2 separate regions of the Homo sapiens genome follow, and region 2 is linked to region 1. A link is a contact called in ENCODE Hi-C data. All regions are on one chromosome and are shown on one strand. The core of a region is the stretch at or near the end of the contact, and the rest is flanking DNA. Distances in the headings are between cores, read along the strand shown.

The links. A loop is a pair of places that touch in the nucleus more often than their neighbours do. Pooled maps may share reads with other maps.
Region 2: a map of vagina shows a loop between it and region 1 (21-fold over the local background). The contact joins two enhancer-like sites. A Hi-C loop is called at or near these places in 1 of 168 maps with a recorded cell type or tissue (vagina), 2 of 37 single-sample maps with no recorded cell type and 3 of 50 pooled maps.

The regions. Positions count from the first base shown.
Region 1 is chr15:77,186,551-77,189,474 of GRCh38, reverse strand. The region is part of intron 6 of PEAK1 (pseudopodium enriched atypical kinase 1); the gene reads left to right. Among named protein-coding and RNA genes, the nearest start is that of LINC00597, 37 kb to the left of the region's middle. RefSeq lists an enhancer at 1,511-1,730. Within about 2 kb of position 1,479, at least 10 of the 41 ENCODE cell types and tissues checked have a DNase peak (open chromatin) inside an H3K27ac peak, as active enhancers do.
Region 2 is chr15:78,050,745-78,053,668 of GRCh38, reverse strand. The region is part of intron 2 of TBC1D2B (TBC1 domain family member 2B); the gene reads left to right. Among named protein-coding and RNA genes, the nearest start is that of TBC1D2B, 26 kb to the left of the region's middle. Within about 2 kb of position 1,453, at least 18 of the 41 ENCODE cell types and tissues checked have a DNase peak (open chromatin) inside an H3K27ac peak, as active enhancers do.

The DNA of each region.
Region 1 (2,924 bases), core at 230-2,729:
TATGGTGGACAGTGCTGCTGCTGCTGCTGCTGCTGTGTGGACTGTCTTTCAGACACTGCCATGTTTATGTTTAAAGCAGCCTCCAGATGCCATGAAGCTATACCATTTATGCATGCATACGTGCATGCATGCATTCATCCTGGCTCTGCCATTTACTAGCTATGTGACCTTGGGCAAGTTTCAGTTTCTTCATCAGTAAAGTAGGGCAAATAATAGTATGTCTATCATAGAGTTTTGTGAGAATTATGAGGTGTTTGTTTTGTTTTGTTTTTTTGAGATAGAGTCTCGCTCTGTTGCCTAGGCTGGAGTGCAGTGGCGCGATCTCGGCTCACTGCAACCTCCCCCTCCCAGGTTCAAGTGATTCTCCTGCCTCAGCTTTCTGAGTAGCTGGGACTACAGGCGCGCACCACCACGCCTGGCTAATTTTTGTATTTTTAGTATGGACAGAGTTTCACCATGTTGGCCAGGCTGGTCTCAAACTCCTGACTTCAGGTGATCTGCCCGCCTTGGCCTCCCAAAATGTAGTGTTGGGATTACAGGCTTGAGCCACCGCACCTGGCCGAATTATGAGTTTTTATGGGTAAAGGGCCTGGTACTTAGTAGTAAATGCTAACTAGAATTATTCTTGAGTGAAAACATTTATTTAGTATCCAATGTATTCCAAACAATTCAAGAGATATAGAGAGGAAAAACACTTAGACCTGCCTTCTGGGGACTTACATAATTACAAAACAATGTGGTATAATCGAGTTAGGCAAAACTTCATCACAGAGGTAAAATTTAAACTGCATCTTGAAGGATAAATAGGGTTTCAACAAATGGAACAGCATTAGAGGAAATACATTCCAAGCAGAAGAAAAAGCTTGTGAATAAAATAAAACTATAAAAGACTATGGAGTCTTGGCTGTTATTAGATAATACTTTAACTTCTTCTCTGATGTATACCTTCTTAAATAGGGGTCTAAAGTGGTTTCAGGGAACATTTTGGAACTTCTAATCTTATAACTAGTTATTACCAAGTTTATAATAATTATTATTAGTAGTAGTTAACTGATTCGTCAAAGAGTTTGAATTTAAAAATTAGTTGGAACTGAGCGGTGCTGCTTTGCAGGGGTGCATTTGTTGTTACATGATTCTTATCCTGAGATGACTACCATGTGACAGGAGCAGTGAACTGTTAGAAAAACTGTTGTGGTTAGAACAATTGGAACTGGATGGGCTTCTGGAGATTTCATTAAGTTTCCAAAATTAAGCAGATTTTACTTTGGTTTCTTCTTTAGATAGGAGAACCTCATGTTCTTGTGATAGCAAGGAATGATAATTTTTTTTTTCAGTCAGATCTCAAGAAAGTCCCTTTTACTCATGGAATTTCCATTTGTGTACCAAATTTAAGCTGTGTTTTATCTTCTGCAAAACTTCTTCCTGCAGCTTTGCTTTCACTTCCTCTCCCCACCCTTTTAGTCATATACTGAAGAGTTTGGCAGCTGGTTGAGGTGTCAGGTCAGCATTTTTCACTGTGGAAGAAGGAAAGGTTGGGAACAGTGACGTGGGTATGGTTGTCACATTTTCCTTTCCTTTTTTTTAAGTGACCCACATGTTCTTTAACAAAAGCCTAGTGAGAACCTTGACTTGTAAATTGTTCCCTAGCATCCTGGAGATGGACTAATATGTGGGATGACATATAGGCAATAGATCCTCACTGAGAGTGTCCTTAAAAGCCCACGTACAGCAGTGAGGATTCTTGACTCTGCCTCCATGGCAATGTGACAGATTTTATGGAGAGAGATGGTGGGCTTCGGGAGTCACAGAATTGGAGGAGCTTAGCAGTTCATTCTCCATCCTCCTTTATTATTAACAGATTCTCCTTGGGTGCCTTTAGGAAATGCTGTATATATGGTGTTTAATCTCCCACCTACACACTTTCCTTTTCTTCACTAATGGAAATTGAATCCAGCTTGAGGAGCTCCAGCTCTTTCTGCTGGCCAGTTTATTTCAAGATTGAAATCCATTGTGGATTTGTTTGTTGTTTTTTTGTATTTTTGTGGGGTTTTTTTTTGGTATCAAATCTGCCTGAAACTGTTGGACTAGAAGCAAACTAATTATTGTCATTGTATGGCAGTAGAGAGAATAAAAAACAGTAATAGGTTCTTAAAAAGCTGTCATGACTTGAAGTGAAATAGGCCACTCTTGAATAGCTTAATCTATAGCCTGAAGGGCTTTGGTCCTGAAAACTGTCAAATATGAAATAGGATTTTAGATCATGGAATCCTGGCTACCTCCTAGGGGCAGCTTCAGCCATTAAACTCTCCCATAGACTATTTCATCTAGAAGATTTGCTTTGAGATTATAAGGAATGTGGAGGTAAATGAGCTTTTCTTATCAAACATTCCATTTGGGTGCTCTGTATCAGACCTGTTCTGGCAAATAAATAGAAGACACCAGGATAGACTGTTTTATTTCCTTGTGTAAGTGCCTCAGGAGACACATTTCTTATTTCTCAAGCATAACTTTGGAGACTGGAGTTTCCCATTTGGGGAGCGTTGGTGTTGAGCAGGGAAAGCTGCTAGTTATTGATTGCCACTGAAGTCATTTCACAAAGGCTGTAAAACCCAAGGATTGCTCTTTGGACAGACCTGCATCTGGTACAGATTCCCCCTCTATGAGACTGTTGTAGGTTAAAATAGTTTTGACAGTGTCTTTAAGTGCACCTCTTTGTCTCCAAATATAATTAGTGTTTAAAATGAAGCCCTCGTGGTTAAGGTTTTGTGGCTTAGACAGCAGCTCCATCTGGTGCTTGCTAAAGGTGTTTGCCTGGTTCATGTCTCGGTTTTTTTGTTTTTTGTTTTTTATTATTATACTTTAAGTTTTAGGGTACATGTGCACAATGTGCAGGTTTGTTACATATGTATAAGTGTCTCGGTTTT
Region 2 (2,924 bases), core at 204-2,703, 860 kb before region 1:
GTGTTTGTATACACTAGGAAGGTATTCTCAGATCATTCCACTTGTAATTCTCTAGTGTTTCTTAGGAAGACTTTAACCTTCAAACATTGATTTCATTCTATCCTGGATTCATGGCATTTCTGTAACTCAGGGTAATCCCTGGCCATTTGCAGCATGGAGATAACCTCTAGAAAGAACAGAACAACAATTATTTGCTGCCCATCCTACCCCATTGCAAAGACTGTGGAGATGGGACTGTTTTTTGGCCCCCACTCTTCATACAGGGAAAATAACACATCCAGAAAAACAAACAAACAAACAAAACAGCCTCCTGAGCTCTGAAGTAAGGTCTAAAAAGCCCAGGCCATTGTATTAGTATTTTTGGAAGACACACGGAGCGTACATTAAAAGGAGTAGACAACAGTAAGGACTAGTTCTAACAGTTTCATAAAGAGATTTCTTCACTTCCTAAAACCCGTGGGACCCTCTGCTCAGCAGAACACAGGGCTGCATCCGAGTTGCCTGTCCCACCAAGGATGGTGTTGGCACGTGTGGCTGATTTACTCCAGAAACAAAGGCATTCTTAGATGAATTTTTCGTCTCCAAATTTGTCAGTCTTGTTTTTACTTGTCCCAGTATTTTTCAGCAGGTTAACCCTCTTATCAGTGATAAATTACTATATATGCTTTGTACCTATTAATATGTTTTCTGTGAGAGTTTTTGAGTCACTTTCACGACTGTCTTAGCGCTCTGACTATTCCAGGTTCTGAGATCATGCCTTTATTTTCAACTTTATGCGCCCTTATGTTTCGTTCAGAGTCGAGTCACTGTTAACTGAGTTGTTTTGAAAGCCACTCTTATAGTGCTTTTCACTCAAAAGGAGCTCCTAACTGAGTGTCTCAGTCACTTGGAACATTTGGAAACCCTGTGGGAACAGGCAGGGTTCATGAGCATAGCCAGTGCCTTTGGCACAGGAGGTGCTTGATTTGCCTCAGTTCCTTTGTTCTGAGGGCACCAAGTGCTTCTTTCTAGCAAAGACTCAGGGATATTAAACCGAAAGGAGGACAAAGAAGTAGTGCCTAGCCCTATAGTCTCTTTATAACAGCTGTCCTTCCTCCTTCTAAGCCAAAATGCTGTGATTGGAGAGCCAGAGAAAACATCTGAAGCCCATATTTGTTTCTCCTCCTTTGATATGGGGACTCCAGGTATGGAATTTAGCATTTGAGTAAATGCCACCTGACATTTACTCATTCATTCAGCAAAGTCGGCACTCAAGATGAGCTTTGTCCCTCTCCTCACAGAATTTCTAGTCAAGCAGGGTGGTTGTGCAGAGAAAAAATGAGAGAAATGTGAGGGAAGGGTGCATGCTGGTACCATGGGCTGTAAGTGGGCTGTGCATAGTTTCTGGCAGTTAGGGCCTCTCTGAGGAAGTGCATCTAAGCCAAGGCCTGGAGGATGGCCAGGAACTAGCTAGGTAGAGAGGAGGGGAGTCAGATGACAGGGCTGAACTGCAGTGCCTTCCCAGAGCTGCAGTCAGGATGGCTACTGGCTGGAAGCAGTTGTGGGGAGTGAGCTGAACCTGGGGGCACACCTGGGACCCAGAGCCAGAGCTGGGGGAGAGCCTAGACTGCTGGTCTTGGGATTTTGGACTTTAACCTAAGAGCAGTGGAGTGCCTTTGAAGATTTTATAGATAGAAATGACTGTAACATTAGACTTCTATTAATTTTTAGATAGCTTCGAAGAACAAGGAATGAAACTTTGGGCCCCAGAGCAGTATGTGAGGCTATAATGGTTCAGGAAGTCAAAAAATCTAAAGCAGGAAGTCAAGAAGAAAAGGCTGTATTTTAGCCCCTTTTGTTTTATCGTCAGAGATAAAATCTGGTTCAAAGATAAATTGTGATGTGTTATATGGCAGTGCTCTGTGAAGTTTCTAAAGCCATGCTTGTTGTTATCTGCTCAGCTTAGCCTACTCTAGTAAGAATTAAAGAAGAATGTTTTTATAACTGATTTGCATTAAAAATAAAACTTTTCCTAGTATTGTCTCGTAGTCACCCAGTTGTTTGGAACATTTTGATTTGTAGTCTAGTGGGCATCACCCATCAGGACCCTCCTAGCACCTAAAGTCAATATGGAGAAAGATATAGGGGATTAACGTTTTGCACTGATAGCTAGTTGTATATCTTAGAAGGCAGCTCTACCTGGTGGAAGAAGCCCTGTGGGCCTGTGAGTCTTGGGGATATTTACTAGTTGTCAGACTCTAAGTAAGTCACGTATCCTGTAGTACAGGGTTAGGAAACTGTGGCTCTGGGAATTGAAGTTTGTTCACCCCTCTTCATAGTTGTTATAAAGATCAAATGGGAAACTGCATTGTTAAGTGTAAAGAGCCATATGTATGTGTATATACACATATATATTGTATACATATATATGAGATGATATCATTTTGAAAGGGTTAGCATTATGTTTAGTTGTAATTAACAGGAAACCTTACTAATAAGGACTTACACATAGGGAGTAATTTGTCTCACATGATAAGCAGTTTGTGGCTGGCATAGCTACTCACTAGTGCCACTGAAGGGCCCAAGCTGTCTCTGACTCTGTATTTTCCATTGCTAGAGTGTATTAGCTTTCCTGCTCATGCTAGCTGCCCCTGGGGGTGGCACTTACATCAAAAGGAGAATGCTTTCCCAGAAACCTGTGGCTTATGCATCATTGGCTGGAACTGTCATATGGCCATTCCTAGCTGGAAGGAGTCTGGGAAGCCAAGTATTTTAGCTGAGCATATGGCCACGATCAAAACCAAGGTCTATAAGTAAGGAAAAGCTGGATTGAATATTCATTAAGGAGCCAGCACTGTCACATAGTTGCTTACATTAATTTTTTTTCTAGAATCTGTGTTGAGTAAGAGACTTTCCTGTGTGATTGGAACTTGCAGCTTTATTAT